2 separate regions of the Homo sapiens genome follow, and region 2 is linked to region 1. Evidence: chromatin contacts called from ENCODE Hi-C data. All regions are on one chromosome and are shown on one strand. The core of a region is the stretch at or near the end of the contact, and the rest is flanking DNA. Distances in the headings are between cores, read along the strand shown.

What was found. Hi-C counts contacts between places; a loop is a spot of excess contacts on that map. Pooled maps may share reads with other maps.
Region 2: a map of sigmoid colon shows a loop between it and region 1 (2.1-fold over the local background). The contact joins two enhancer-like sites. A Hi-C loop is called at or near these places in 3 of 168 maps with a recorded cell type or tissue (PC-9, endothelial cell of umbilical vein and sigmoid colon) and 3 of 50 pooled maps.

The regions. Positions count from the first base shown.
Region 1 is chr1:226,632,070-226,638,646 of GRCh38, forward strand. ITPKB (inositol-trisphosphate 3-kinase B) reads right to left here. Exons shown (of 8, transcript NM_002221.4): 7 at 5,610-5,681; 8 at 1-2,817. The coding sequence ends at 2,602. Among named protein-coding and RNA genes, the nearest start is that of ITPKB-IT1, 40 kb to the right of the region's middle. RefSeq lists enhancers at 839-988, 3,095-3,878. Within about 2 kb of position 2,618, at least 20 of the 41 ENCODE cell types and tissues checked have a DNase peak (open chromatin) inside an H3K27ac peak, as active enhancers do; they include sigmoid colon, where a contact is called at or near this core.
Region 2 is chr1:226,971,757-226,978,333 of GRCh38, forward strand. COQ8A (coenzyme Q8A) reads left to right here. Exons shown (of 15, transcript NM_020247.5): 5 at 5,693-5,767. Among named protein-coding and RNA genes, the nearest start is that of COQ8A, 35 kb to the left of the region's middle. RefSeq lists a silencer at 78-278 and an enhancer at 2,072-2,685. Within about 2 kb of position 2,640, at least 22 of the 41 ENCODE cell types and tissues checked have a DNase peak (open chromatin) inside an H3K27ac peak, as active enhancers do; they include sigmoid colon, where a contact is called at or near this core.

The sequences.
Region 1 (6,577 bases), core at 1,368-3,867:
AGTGTTCTGTGCAATTTTAAAACCCAACAAAATAAATATAACTTAAAAATGTCTTACATGACACTAAAGGCAAGCCTGGGAAAAGCAAGCAGTTGAAGAAACCTTCCGAGAATGCTAAGCAGTGCTGAATGCCAGGAACTCGTGGGGCCCCCCGCAGGACAGGGCAAGAGGACCCTGCGCCCATTCACCTGGGCACAGGTACACAGAGTTTGTCCTGCCTGCTGGCACATGCACTGCCAGGACCCAAGGAGTCCCTGTGGTGACGAGGGCTGGGCAGGCACGGTCTTCCAGGCTGCCAGGGCAGGGGTTCTGGGAGATTCCATTTCACAATCCATCTATCCCACTGAGACAAAGGGAAGGGCCAGATGGCAGGGAAGCGAGTGGCAAAATGGCTTGAGAGACAGAGTAGGTGTAGAAGAGAACTAGCACGGTAAATACAAAAAAAGAGAAAAAAAAAACAGAAAACAAAAACCCTAAGTAACAGAATAACCCTAAAATGATGCTACTTCATACTATGTTCACATATTTAATGTAACCCACAGCCAAGTATTGCCAATAAGAGGCCCCATGGGCCTCCTTTAATAAGCACATCATTTGCATATTAGCACATTGTTTGCAAACAGCTGGTGTCTGCCTAAAGTGCTTGGAACATTTTGTTCTCTTAAACAGGTCCCCTGTAATTTTTGTTCATATCATGATTTGCTTTAGCAAACTTCTTTCACAGATGGAGTAAGGATAACTTTTGGCCAGTCCATATTCATAGAATCTTTACGTCTGAATTAATGATGCCCCTGCCCTGCAAATGGCTGAAGCACAGACCACCAGGGTCCCTTCTAGCCCAAAAGTCACTATAGCTCCAGAGGCCCAGAGTTGACTTTGGCTCCCCAACGCCCCCGTCCTGCCTGCCTTCCAGATCACATGCTGCCACGAGGTCTCTCGTGCTCCACCGGGCGCGTGTGTGACCTTTAGCAAGTCGGCCCACACAGGAGCTCACCACTGTTTTAAACAAGAGCCAGGAAGTGTAAGTTGATTTCCTTTTTTAAAATCTGTACTTATACATCCTCATGTGTCCCACCCTCCACCCCCAGCAAGTGTCACTCACACTTCCAGCACAAAAGGGGAAATGTACATGTCCCGTGGGCAGGTTGACAGTTCCCCAGAGACCCCGGGGTGGTGGGGTGGGCAGTGGTTCCTCCAGACACACACACCTTGGTCCATAGTCTCCCTCTGTGTCCCTAGCTCCTGGACTCTCCCAGCTCCTGTACCTCTGACAGCAAAGGAGTGGGTGGCAAGCCCCAAGGAGCATGGGGCACAGAGCTGGGGGTTTTGTTCTTAAGAAGTCAGGCAAATTTTACATTCCCTTCCATATCAGACTCACTGGCTTTCAGTTAAAATTGGGCTTAAATAGGTTCTCCACGAATCTCCAAATGCAGAGACTTCAGGAAGAGGTGCCTGGAGCACGCCCTGGCATCCACCACATACCCTACAAGATACCCACACTACATTGGAGAAGCAGGAATCTAAGCCCTCCAGGCAGTAAGGCTTGTTTCAGAGGCAATAACAAATGATGCCAGGAGGCCACCGCGGCACCTCTGGAAGCCAGAAGCCTGCCTTCTTCCTGCCTGGCGCAGACCTGAGCTCCTCCCCTATTTCTATATCTGCAAGGGACTCTGGGCCCCATGACAGGAGCCCATGTATGCAGGCAGGGTTGACCAACTAGCACCAGGTAGGTGAGGGTCAAGAAAAATGTGCTCCTCCCTGGGGCCAGGGCCCAGAGACTCTATAGATCCCATCTTCCCCTGGTAGCACCCTTGGAGCTCAGCATGGCAGAGTGTGCCTTCTGAACTCATGGGTTGCAATTCCAAGTGGCACAGCTTCTGCTCGCCTCCTCTGGGAAGGCCTAGATCAGAGAACACAGCCAAGCTGGCTTCAGCCTTCTCTTGGCTCCTGGGTCTGGCCTGGAGCCGGCAGGTTTCCATACCAGATGGGTGGGGGGCCTTGCCTGAGCAGCCCTGGAGAGGCCACCAGGGCATCCCTGAGGCTGCTAATCGGAAGACACTTTGCTCACAGTCAACATGTGGTTCCCCGATGGTTTTGTGCCCCAACTACCAGAAAGCCCTGCTCCCAGCCAGGGACCAGGAACCCGGCCGGCCCCCTGGGCTCTCCGGTGGGGAGGCCCCGGCAGAAATAAGGCTGTGCTTGGCAGCACTCTAACAGCACTGGCCGCCAGGGGGCAGCAGGCCTCCGCAGGTGGTAGGTCCAGGCTGGTGCTTCCTAGGGGGCTCCCAGAGGCAGGGCTCATCTGGTAGGGTCCCCTCAGCAGCCAGGGACCCCCTCCAGCTCTACACCTGACCCACCTCTAAGACTGGGCATTTCTCTTCTAGTAGGTGACCCTCTCTACAAAAAGCAGTGCAAACACCACCTCCAAGCCCTGAAGTTAGGAAAATGACTAGAAACTCTCATCTCCTCTTCTACAAAGTGTCTTGTAGTGCAGTTCAGGAGGGTCAGTCAGGTGTAAGTGAAGGAAAAGTTAGGAACGAGAAAGGAAGCACAGGAGGAGGAAAGGAGGCCCAGGCGGGGGCCAGGGAGGGCGTGGGCAGCTCAGGCGAGTGGGGCATCCTGGGACATCTCGGTCAGGATGTCGACGAGGTTATTGAGCCCCGAGAGGTAGCCATCCTCCCGGTTCCCCTCCTGCCAGGGGACGTCATGCTGCAGGGTCTGGCCCTCAGGCAGGGGCGTGGTTTTCCCAAAGTCGATCATCCACACTTTGGCCTGTTCCTTCTTGTCGTGGATGAAGAGGAGGGAGCTGCCAATGACCTGAGGAGAACATGGGGGTGAAGGGTGAGCTGAAGCCCGGGCCTCGCCCTCCCCACTGCGGCCCGGGGCCTGGGTGACCAGGTGGGGAGGCTCGCTCAGGCCGGACAGTTGGGTGCCTGCAATTCCAATCCCCATTTTCAGACAGGCAGCAGAGCCGGCCCAAGAATGGCCATGCCTGGGCAGAGGGCATCGGGTTCCAGGGTCGGCGACCACCCTTCTGTGTGGGCAGCAGCAGGCACCCCTTCACCCCCTGACTCTGGCCTGCACACTTTCCACTCCTTCCCTCCCTCTTTCTTTCCTTCCTTCCTGCCTTCCTTCTTTTCCTTCCTTTCTTCCCTTCCTTCCTTCCTTCCAGACAGGGTCTTACTCTGTCGCCCCAGCTGGAGTGCAGTGGTGCAACCTCAGCTTACTGTAGCCTTGATCTCCTAGGCTCAAGCGATCCTCCCACCACAGCCTCCCGAGTAGTTGGGACTACAGGCATGCACCACGATGCCCGGCTAACTTTTTGTTTTTTATTTTTGTAGAGACAGGGTTTCACTATGTTACCCAGGCTGGTCCCAAACTCCTAAGCTCAAGCCATTCTCCTGCCTTGGCCTCGGAAAGTGCTGAGATTACGGGCATGAATCACACTGCACCTGGGCAAACTTTCCACTCTTTCTAGACCACAACCCAATCTGGGGCCTCGCCCTTCCGCCTCCTAGAACCTGACTCCTCCCAAACACTCTGCAGGGAACCACAGTGAAGGGGAAGGTGCCCAGGAGCGTCCAAACTATCCCGGGGCGGGGGTGGTGAAGAACCTGTTTCAAATGCACACAGCACCCCCACCCCAGCAGCACAACCCCTGCAGATTCAGCGTGGGCAGACCCTATAGGGCCTTCCCAGCCTGGCCCAGGGATAGTGGGCACCAAAGAGCCTGCCCCTCCTGGGTGAGCTCAGAGCCTCTGCATGGGAGCGAGGCGCTTTCCCAAATATGGCCACACATACCCCTGCATCACCTCAGTGGGGCCAGAGGAAGGCCGGGGGCACAGAAAGGGCTCAGGTGACATTCCAGCTTCCAGCAGTGCAGGGCAGGTGGGGCCCCTGGCGAGGCTGAGCCCAAAAAAGGGGCTTCCTCTTCGCAGGTGGAAAACAACAGACCCAAGCTGATTTGGCCTCTTTCTAGACCTTAAGGGAGACCCCAAAAAGTGTAGAACAAAATGCTTTTCCAAGAAATAAAAGCAGAAGTGTTGAAGAAGGGTGGGAACGGCTTTGAGACAGAGCTCTGTGGCCTTAAGTTCTCCCAGGCTTGGCCCCTGGGGTCAGGCAGCCAGGCAGCACCCCCATCGTCCAGAGAGGCAGCTGGGGCAAAGGGGGCTCTGGCAGGTGGCAGGAGGATGCTTCATCAAGTGGAAAGGAGAGGCCACAGGAGGAGCTGAGGGTCTGGGGGACAAGGAGAGCAAAGAACATTCCGAGAAGGACCGAGCTCCCTGCTAGGGGCACAGCAAAGCCTGAGTCTCCTCTCTGGGTGTGCCACCCCCTCCTCGCAGCCATCCTCTCCAGGCGCCCCGCAGGGAATGACATGCAGAGCAAGGTAGACCATCTGCCTGAGGAGGCCTGGTGGTGTAGTTTGCAGAAAGATGCACCGCCCTGCTGGCTGCCTCAGGGCTGACCCTATGAGTTCCTCCTGCTGGCTCCGCAGCCTTCTCTGTGGGCATAGGCTGAGGCTGAGGCCACCTCCATGTAAGACCCCATACAAGAGGACCTCCACAAGAGAGTCCCTACGAGAGGGGCTGCTTTCCTGAACTACCTACACAGCTGCAGGGAGCCGCAGGATCCCGCTTCACACCCACCCACCCATGGGATTAGCCAGCCCCAGGACTGCAGCTCTGTGTGTGTGTGTGTGTGTGTGTGTGTGTGTGTGTGTGTGTGAGACTGGGAAAGGCATGCATGTTTGTGTATGAGTGGGTGTGCACACAAAAATGTGTGTGGATATATGAATACATGTGTGTGTTTGTATACGTATGACTTGTGTTAATGTGCTGTATGAATGTGTGTGCATGCATGTGATTGATCTGCATGTGTGTGAATGTGTGTGATTTGTGAATGTGTGTGCATGTAGGGTTTGAGTGTGATCTGTGAAGGTGTGTGCATGTAGGGTTTATGAGTGTGATCTGTGAATGTGTGTGGTATAGGATTGATGAGTGTGGGATCTGTGAATGTGTGTGTGAATGTGTCATGTGGCTGGGGACCTGGACTCCCCATGTCAGGGTCTCACACCCCTCCAGGGAACCTGCCGACACCTCCCAGAGCCTCTCTCAGGTGTCTCAGTTCCCCACCTGCTGCCTGCTGCCCCTGCCAACCAACGTATGCAAAGTTGGGAGATTCCAGCCCTGCCCGAGAGTGGCACCTGAAGACCTGCCTGCCCTCCTCAGGGTCTCATCTGAAGATGTAGGTGGCGGTCGGCGGGTGCCTGGCTACTCTAGCAGCTCAGAGAGCTTCTGCCCTGAGACCACGGGTGTGTGGGATATGAGTCCTGCCACCACTGCCCAGAATGGACAAGACTCTGGAGCTGGAAGGACAAGGGAGGAGAAAGGGGGCAATAGCCAGGGGTCTCAGGCAGGACAGCCCGTGTGGTCACCCCAGGAAGCATTGAGACGCAGCTCCCCCGTGCAGCGAGGGTCTGGTCCCTGATGGCCTGCCTCTGGCTGCACCACCCTGAAAATGCCCGATGCCCCGGGCTTCTGGAAGGAGAAGGAGAAGGCCTGTTGGCACGCGCAGCATTCTGCTCAAGAGGGCAAAAGCCCAGTATCTACCTCGTGGCACTTGAAGAAGGGAGAAACTTCTAGAGTGGTTCGAATGGCCTTCAGCCGGTCCCGATAGGCGATCTGGGAATAGAAAGAGGACCAGATTTTTAAGCGCCGCGTGGGGAAGGGCAGTGTCAGAACACCCATGCGGCCTCTAGTGGTCCCTCCCGTGAATGTGCTTTACCCTAAACGCCGGACATCTAGAGGCAGCTTCCTGCGAGCAGGGCTGCTGTGGCGTCTTTCTCAGCATAAATGTCAGTACCTTTGACTTTTGAAAGGACAGGGTAAGAGAGAGAACCACAAATATCTCTCCCAGTGCCCTCTCCATGGAGCCCTATAAACCCATGTCAAGCTTTGCTGGCCTTGGGGGGTGCCCCATCTTCCCCAGAAGCCAGCTCTGTGGGTCTCACCCCCGGGCTGCCTTGGGAAGCTCGTCATACACAGGTACACAGAGTTCCTCAATGCCTGCTGGAAAAGAGTGACAGCTGGCCGGGCCAGCCGAGCAGCCCCCTGGAGTCTTCAGCACCAGGAACAAACCCCAGGCATAGGAGGCATGTTCCATGGTGGCCACTGCTTAGGGGCTGAGATCCTCCCCTGCAAGGGACTCAGGAATTGGAGGACTTGGGCTACGAAAGAGTCAGGCACATTCCCCCTGCCTGCAGCCTCAGAGCTTGCCAGGAGCCAAGGGAAGCCTCCCCAGCTGGAAAAGGAAGATTTCCCAGTTCCAGCCGGTACTGAGTCTCCTTGGAGAAACGGCTGCCTGGTCCGCCCCCACTTGCTCTGCAGCTGCTGTGGACTGTTCAGAAGGTGCCATTCACAGGGGCTCCAGGGCCCGTGTCCCAGATGTGCCTGGATCTCTGACTGTCCCAGGGAGCCGTGCACTTGGGGCACAGTGGCACAATATTCCCTGACTCAGCTGGAAGGGTCAGTGCTCTGGTCCCTGTGGGCAGAGCATCTATCCAGTCTGCGAGCCGCTG
Region 2 (6,577 bases), core at 1,390-3,889, 340 kb after region 1:
TTTCTCTGGCTGCTTTTACGATTTCCTTTTTGTTTTTGTTCTCTAGCAGTTTGACTGTGACATGCTTGAGTGTGGTTTGCTTTGTATTTATTCTGCTTGGGGTTTACAGAGCATCTTGAACTGTGGCTTCCATCAGTTTTGGAAAATTTTGATCATTTCTTCAAATACTGTATCTGTACTATTCTCTCCTCTCTTTCTGGGACTCCAATTACACATATGTTAGATCTTTTCCCTCTGTCCCCTGTGTCTCCTTTGCTCTTTTCTGTATTTTCCATGCCTTTTTCCATTTATCCTTCAGTCTTGCAGGTTTAGAGGAGATGACTTATCTCCTCTGTACCTATACATTGAGAAATGGACACCTACAGAAGTGAGACTTTAATGGATAGAGGAGGCACTAGAGAAGACTTGCCAGAAGGAGTTGAGCACTGCTTTGTGCATAGCTCTGTGGTGGTTCCTGGGGCCTTCACACAGGAACTTACAATCCACATCATTAAGGCAGAAGGGGAGAGAGGAAAAGGGGAGAGAGGAAGACAGGAAACAAAAAGTAAAGAAAGAGGAAGCAATAATATTATTTGATTCTGTGTAGAAAGGATTTTGAAATTTGACCTGTGAAAACAAGGAGATGCTCATATGAGAAAAAGCAGGTCAGTGGGCCAGGAATGAAGAGTAGAGGGAATGGACCTTTGGGTATCCTATTATTTTTAAAAGGTAAAAGGTTGGGGGTCCCTTACTCCCAGAAAAATACTTTGCTTTTAAATATAGCTTATGAGACTCTATTGGGTTTCCTAAGAGGTAAGGTAACTCTCTTATGTTAGAAAACAGGCATTGCTTAGGCTGTTGGCTCTTGTTGCTTAATTTCCCAAAGATGCCAGTACACTTCGGATACTGTTAATACACCAGCAGCAAAGCTCTCTCTGGGACCATTGTGCCCCATCCCCCCAAACTTTTGTGTCCCTCATCTCAGTGGTAAAATTTAAAACAAACATTGGGTGAATGGGCTTGGGGTGGTTATTTTTAAAATTTTGCATGTAAGGACATTTAAAACAAAGCACCACTTTATACCATCACTTTATTTATCTTTTCAAAAGGACATTTTAACAGTGCAAAAGTATAAAGTACGTGCTTTAAGACAGAGGAGAATAAATGGAATAACTTAGTTTTGTGAAAGACTCACAGTATCACTTGGTTTCTGGACACGGTTCGAGACCTGGCTGTGGCTTGCTGTGGCCTTGAGAGCCATCCCACAGCAGCAATGCTGTTGGACCCTTTGGCTGGGACCTTCAGGACCCCCTGCAACAGCACTGTGTGCCCTAACCTGCTGGCATGATGCCCCTTTGTTGACAGGGCTGCATACAAGGCCAGCGACAAGTGGCAGGCAGTGACGCCAGCCTGATTTGCTGAGGGCACACGCCATGCTTCCTGCAGTGCCAGTGCTCTTCTGGGTCCACTTTGCAGCAGGATAGATGTGTTCTAGATCCAAGAGTTCTGCACCCTCAGCAGGGGTGCGGGAGTGTAGTTTTTTGCCTTCTCAGGAGCCTCCTTGGAAAGGGGCTTTTCTGTGTATTTCAGGAGCTCTGTGTTGGAGATGAGAGAGGTTCTTATTCTCTCCTGTTACAGATGAGGAAGCTGAGCCAAGAAGAAGCATATGGCCCAGGGCCATATGGTTATTTGTGACATCCCTGGGACTAGAGCCCAGGCCTCTGTGGTGTGTGTGGAAGTCTGAGCCTGGCCAGGCTCTGTAATTAGGCCCCAGAGGGGCTATAGGGCTTCCCTTCCCCCACCAGTCCAGTTCTGGGAACAGAGGGACAGATCCTGAGAACCTGTGAGAGCAGCCGCTAGGAACTCCTCTCGCCTTCCCGTGCCCCTTCCTGCCATGCTGGGGGCTGCAGCCCCCTCCCCAGGCCCCCTGTCCTCCCCTGAGGCTGGGGGCAGCTGGAGGATGCCAGGTGGTGATAGAGAAAGACTGAACACTGGGGATTCAGGAACACCTTGAAGCAAAGGGAAGCCTCCTGGGCTGCTGCATTTTCTGTGGGGATTTCTTGTCTATTAGATGAGGATTGTTGGATGCCTCAGTAAAAGCTGGGCTTAGCGCAGCGCCTGGTTTATAGTTTGCTGCTGTTTAGCTGTATCTTTACCCCTTGCTGGTAGAGAAACTCCCCCGAGCCCTTCTCTGTAAACAGGCCTAGTTTCTGGCAGGTAAAGCCAAAGCCCCAAGGAACTTTACTTACTCACCCCTGCCCTTAAGCACTTTTCACCCAGCCTGCTAGGAAGGGCCCTGTTTGTTGGAAGTTGTTTGATGTTTTGCTTTTTTTAACCTCCTGGTGTCCATCTGGGCAGAAGCCGAGTGACTGCCCACAGGAGGGCCCTGTTTGGCTCTGATGACCTCCTAGAGGGACTTTTGGGAGGATGGGGCCTTGTGGGGGACTGGGCTCCAGAAGTCATAGGAGGTTGGCCTGCAGCCTGTGTTCCTGCCTGGGGGAGAGCCTGCCCCTCCCTCCCCTGTCATTCCTTCATTGCATAACTTCTCTCGGAGAAACATGTCAGAAGCTTTCCTGGAACAGGCCAGGAGGGAAGCAAGGCTGCTCACAGTGGCTTTAGAGCCTGGAGCTTGTGCTGGGGCTGGTTTTCCTCCAGGACGACCTTGCTGGCCACGTGGGCCAAGCCGGGGGCGCTCTTAGAATGTGGATCTGAGCAGGGAGAGGTGTGAGGTGTCCTGAGGGCTGTGGGGGTGCCGAGTGGGGTCCCACGAGGACCCGGGGAGTGCCGGCTGAGGTGCTCATCTTCTGGAGTTGCCTCCAGTGCTGGCTGGTTCTAATGGAGGGCAGAGGCTGGCCTGGGTTCCTGAGCAATGCGCTGAGTCTGGGGCGGGAGGGCCTCAGTTTATTCTGGGTTCACTGGTGCAGGAGCTCGTGAGGCCAAGGTCAGGGTTGCTGGCCAGCTGGGCTGGTTTCTGTCCCCTGGGGAGCCTGCCTGTCTGTCAGTGGGCAGCGCCTTGGCCTGGCACTGGGCTGGTCGGTCCTGAGGGACGTGTGGGGCCTGAGGCCTCCTCTGTGGAATGTTCTTTTGGTCATTTGTTTAATAACAGGTCCTTGCCAGTGGAGAGCTGTGTGCCTGAAAGTGGCCAGAGAACAGTTTGAGGGGGGTCCTGATGGAGGGTGATGAGGGGGACACACCTCTGCCTGCAGAAGGAGGAGCTCAATGTGGCCCACCCTACAGCTGTGGCATCTCCGGTAACCTGTGGATCCACCTGCCCCTCTCGTGGGCTTGTCTCTGGACTTGCTTCAGGCAGAGAAGAATCCAGACACAGAGAGACATTGGTGAAGGTCACTGCAGTGCACAGGCTAATGTTGCCTGTCTCCGTTTATTTCGCTAAGTCAGATCGTGTGCTCGAGTGCTGGCAGGGCAGAGGTGGGCAGGCATCAGGGAGTTAATGTTTAAACGGGGACTGTGTCTCCCAGCTCTGAGCCCAGGGCTTTCTACAGCGAGAGAAAGAGCTGATGTACCTGCCAGGCACCCCCATCCCAACACAGCAGACATCTGTACCATGTGTGTTGTCACTCCTGAGGGCCAGGAGGCTCAGCTTATCCTGCCCCATGCTGCCCAGTACGGAGCCGCCAGCCGCACGGGGCCTTGGAAATGCGGCTGGTCCACAGTGGGATGTGCTGAGTATAAAACACACATGGTGTTTGGAGACTTTGTGCACACACACAAGTGCAAAATATCTCTAATAATATTTATTTTGATTACTTGTTGAAATGATAACATTTTGGGTATATTAAGTAAATTATACTATTAGAATTCATTTTGCATGTTTCTTCTTGCCTTTTTCAGTGTGGCTGCTAGAAAAGTAACAATTATATGTGTGGCTTGCCTTCTATTTCTTTTGTTCTGCGCCGGCCCAGCCTTTTTGAATAGAGTCACGAGAACAACAGCAGCTGCTTGTGTGGCCTTTGTGTGTTCCTGGCCCGGCGAGTGCTCTACTCACGCCCGCACGACAGCCTGTGAGGCAGGGGCTGCCCAGACTGCTGGGGACGTGGAGGGTGCACTGTTGCCCAGGTGTGGGTAAAAATGTATCGCAAAAACATTTTTTTAAAAATTGAGTTGTCTTCTTTTTAGTTTTAAAATGTACTTTTCATTAAATTTTCAACAAGTTCTGTATTTTTCATAAAAGTCATGCATAATCACTGTAGAGAATTTGGAAACATGCAAGCAGATGCCAGTTTCCTTGCGCCTTAAACAGAGCGTCCTGGTGTGAGCCCTCTCCCCCAACAGCCCCCTGCTGCGATGTTGCCTGGCTGCCGGGCAGTGGGGCTGTGGCGCTGCGATGTTGTCTGACTGCGGGGCTGTGGGACTGCGATGTTGCCTGGCTGTGGGGCTGCGGGACTGCGGGGCTGTGGGACTGCGATGTTGCCTGGCTGCGGGGCTGCGGGACTGCGGGGCTGTGGGACTGCGATGTTGCCTGGCTGCGGGGCTGTGGGACTGCGGGGCTGTGGGACTGCGATGTTGCCTGGCTGCGGGGCTGCAGGGCTGCGGGACTGCGGGGCTGTGGGACTGCGATGTTGCCGGGCTGCGGGGCTGCGGGACTGCGGGGCTGTGGGACTGCGATGTTGCCTGGCTGCGGGGCTGTGGGACTGCGGGGCTGTGGGACTGCGATGTTGCCTGGCTTCGGGGCTGCGGGGCTGCGGGGCTGCGATGTTGCCCGGGTGCGGGGTGCGGGGCTCTCCGAGGCCGGCTCATCGTGCGGCCGCTCTGGTCTCAGCCCTGCCGGCCATGGTCACCGTGCCCAGCCAGGTGCTCTTCACCCTCTTTCTGCTCACCCATGCCTACCCGGAAAGCCAGCTACAGCTGGGTATAAAGGAAGAGAATACTGGCCCTGGGTGAGGTGTGGCATTAGTGGCACCTTCTGGGCTCCTGGGCAGGGGTGGGGAGTGGCTTTCTTGAGCAGCTGGGATCATTCATTGACTGATTTTTGGATAAATGAGGTGTTAGTGGACCTTGATTCGGAAGATTGTGAAAGAGGATAATGGGAAGGCCTGGCACCCCACGGTCCTCAGATGTCAGTGTTTGCCAGCCCCGCAGAAAGGGCAAGGTGGGCGAGAGGGCCTTCCATTACCCAGCGAGGGCTGCGCCTGAGCCCCGCGAGTTCCCCTGGCTTGGATTAGGGGGAGCCAAAAGTGTTCTCACTCTCACCACCAAGTGCTTTGTATGCCTGTGGCAACACCTTTCCTGTTCCAGTGAATTAGGGAAGTCTAGGTGATGGGAGGCTCTTCAGACAGACCTGAAGCGGGTGGTTGTGTTCTCAGGGTGCCCTGTGTGGTCGGGGTGACGTTGGTCTGTGGACCATCCCTGGTCCGTCTTCCCATTTGTGCTGGGTCCTTCCCAGGTGCTTCCCAGCTGGCATTACTTTGGGGTGTCCGTGTGCCCGTGAGCCTGTGAATTATCAAAGGTGATGGTGTGGAGTGGGGGATTCCTGAATCTTTTTCACTGAAACACCTACCTCGAGCCAAATGTTCTCTTAAAACAACAGGTGGCATCTCCCACCTTGTTCCCCACTTTTCAAAATGCTGGTGTGGCAGCGAGGGCCCCTGGTGCAAGCGGTGTCTGTGTGGTGCTGCCCCAGGCCTTGTGGGTGGGCGAGCGGGTGGCCCCAGCCCTGCGTGAGCACTGAGTGCCCGCCCCCTCCTCCTTGCAGGTCTGGCCGTGGGCCTGGGCTTCGGGGCACTGGCAGAGGTCGCCAAGAAGAGCCTGCGCTCCGAGGACCCCTCAGGTGAGCCGGGCCCTTCAGTGGGAGGGGCAGGGTGGGCCCCGGGAGGGTTGAGCCTGTCAGCCCCCAGCCCCACCTGTGCTCTGGGAGTGTCAGCCAGCTGGGCCGCATTTGCATGGGGTTCCACGTAAGTGGCGTCCCTGGGGTGATGAGGCTGTTCATACAGACAGATTGACCTGCTTTAGAGGGGGTGAGGCTGGAGGCCCTTCCTCCTCCCAGCCCAAAGTGGCCACCCAGCCCCTTCTTTTTGGCTGCCTGCACATCCACACGCCTTCTGCACACCTGGACACCTTACACACCCCCTGCACACCCACTGAACACCCACACACAACCCCTGCACACCCACCGAACACCCGCAGACCTTACCCCTTCCACACCCAGCGAACACGCGCACACCTTACACACCCCTTGCCCACCCACCAAACACCCGCACCTTACATACCCCTTGCACACCCACTGAACACCCACACACCTCCTTATACCTCCTGCACACCCACCGAACACCCACAGACCTTACACACCCCTTGCACACCCACCGAACACCCGCACACCTTACCCCTGCACACCCACCGAACACCCGCACACGTCACACACCCCCTGCACACCCACCAAACACCCACACATCTTACCCTCCACACACCCACGCACCTTTTTACATCCTCCACACACCCACCTCATACCTGCACACCTCCTTACACACCCTCTACACACCCACCACACACACCTGCTTACACAGCCTCCGCACCCACTGAACACCCGCACACCTCCTTACACACCCTCCACCCACCCACCACACACCTGCACACCTCTTTA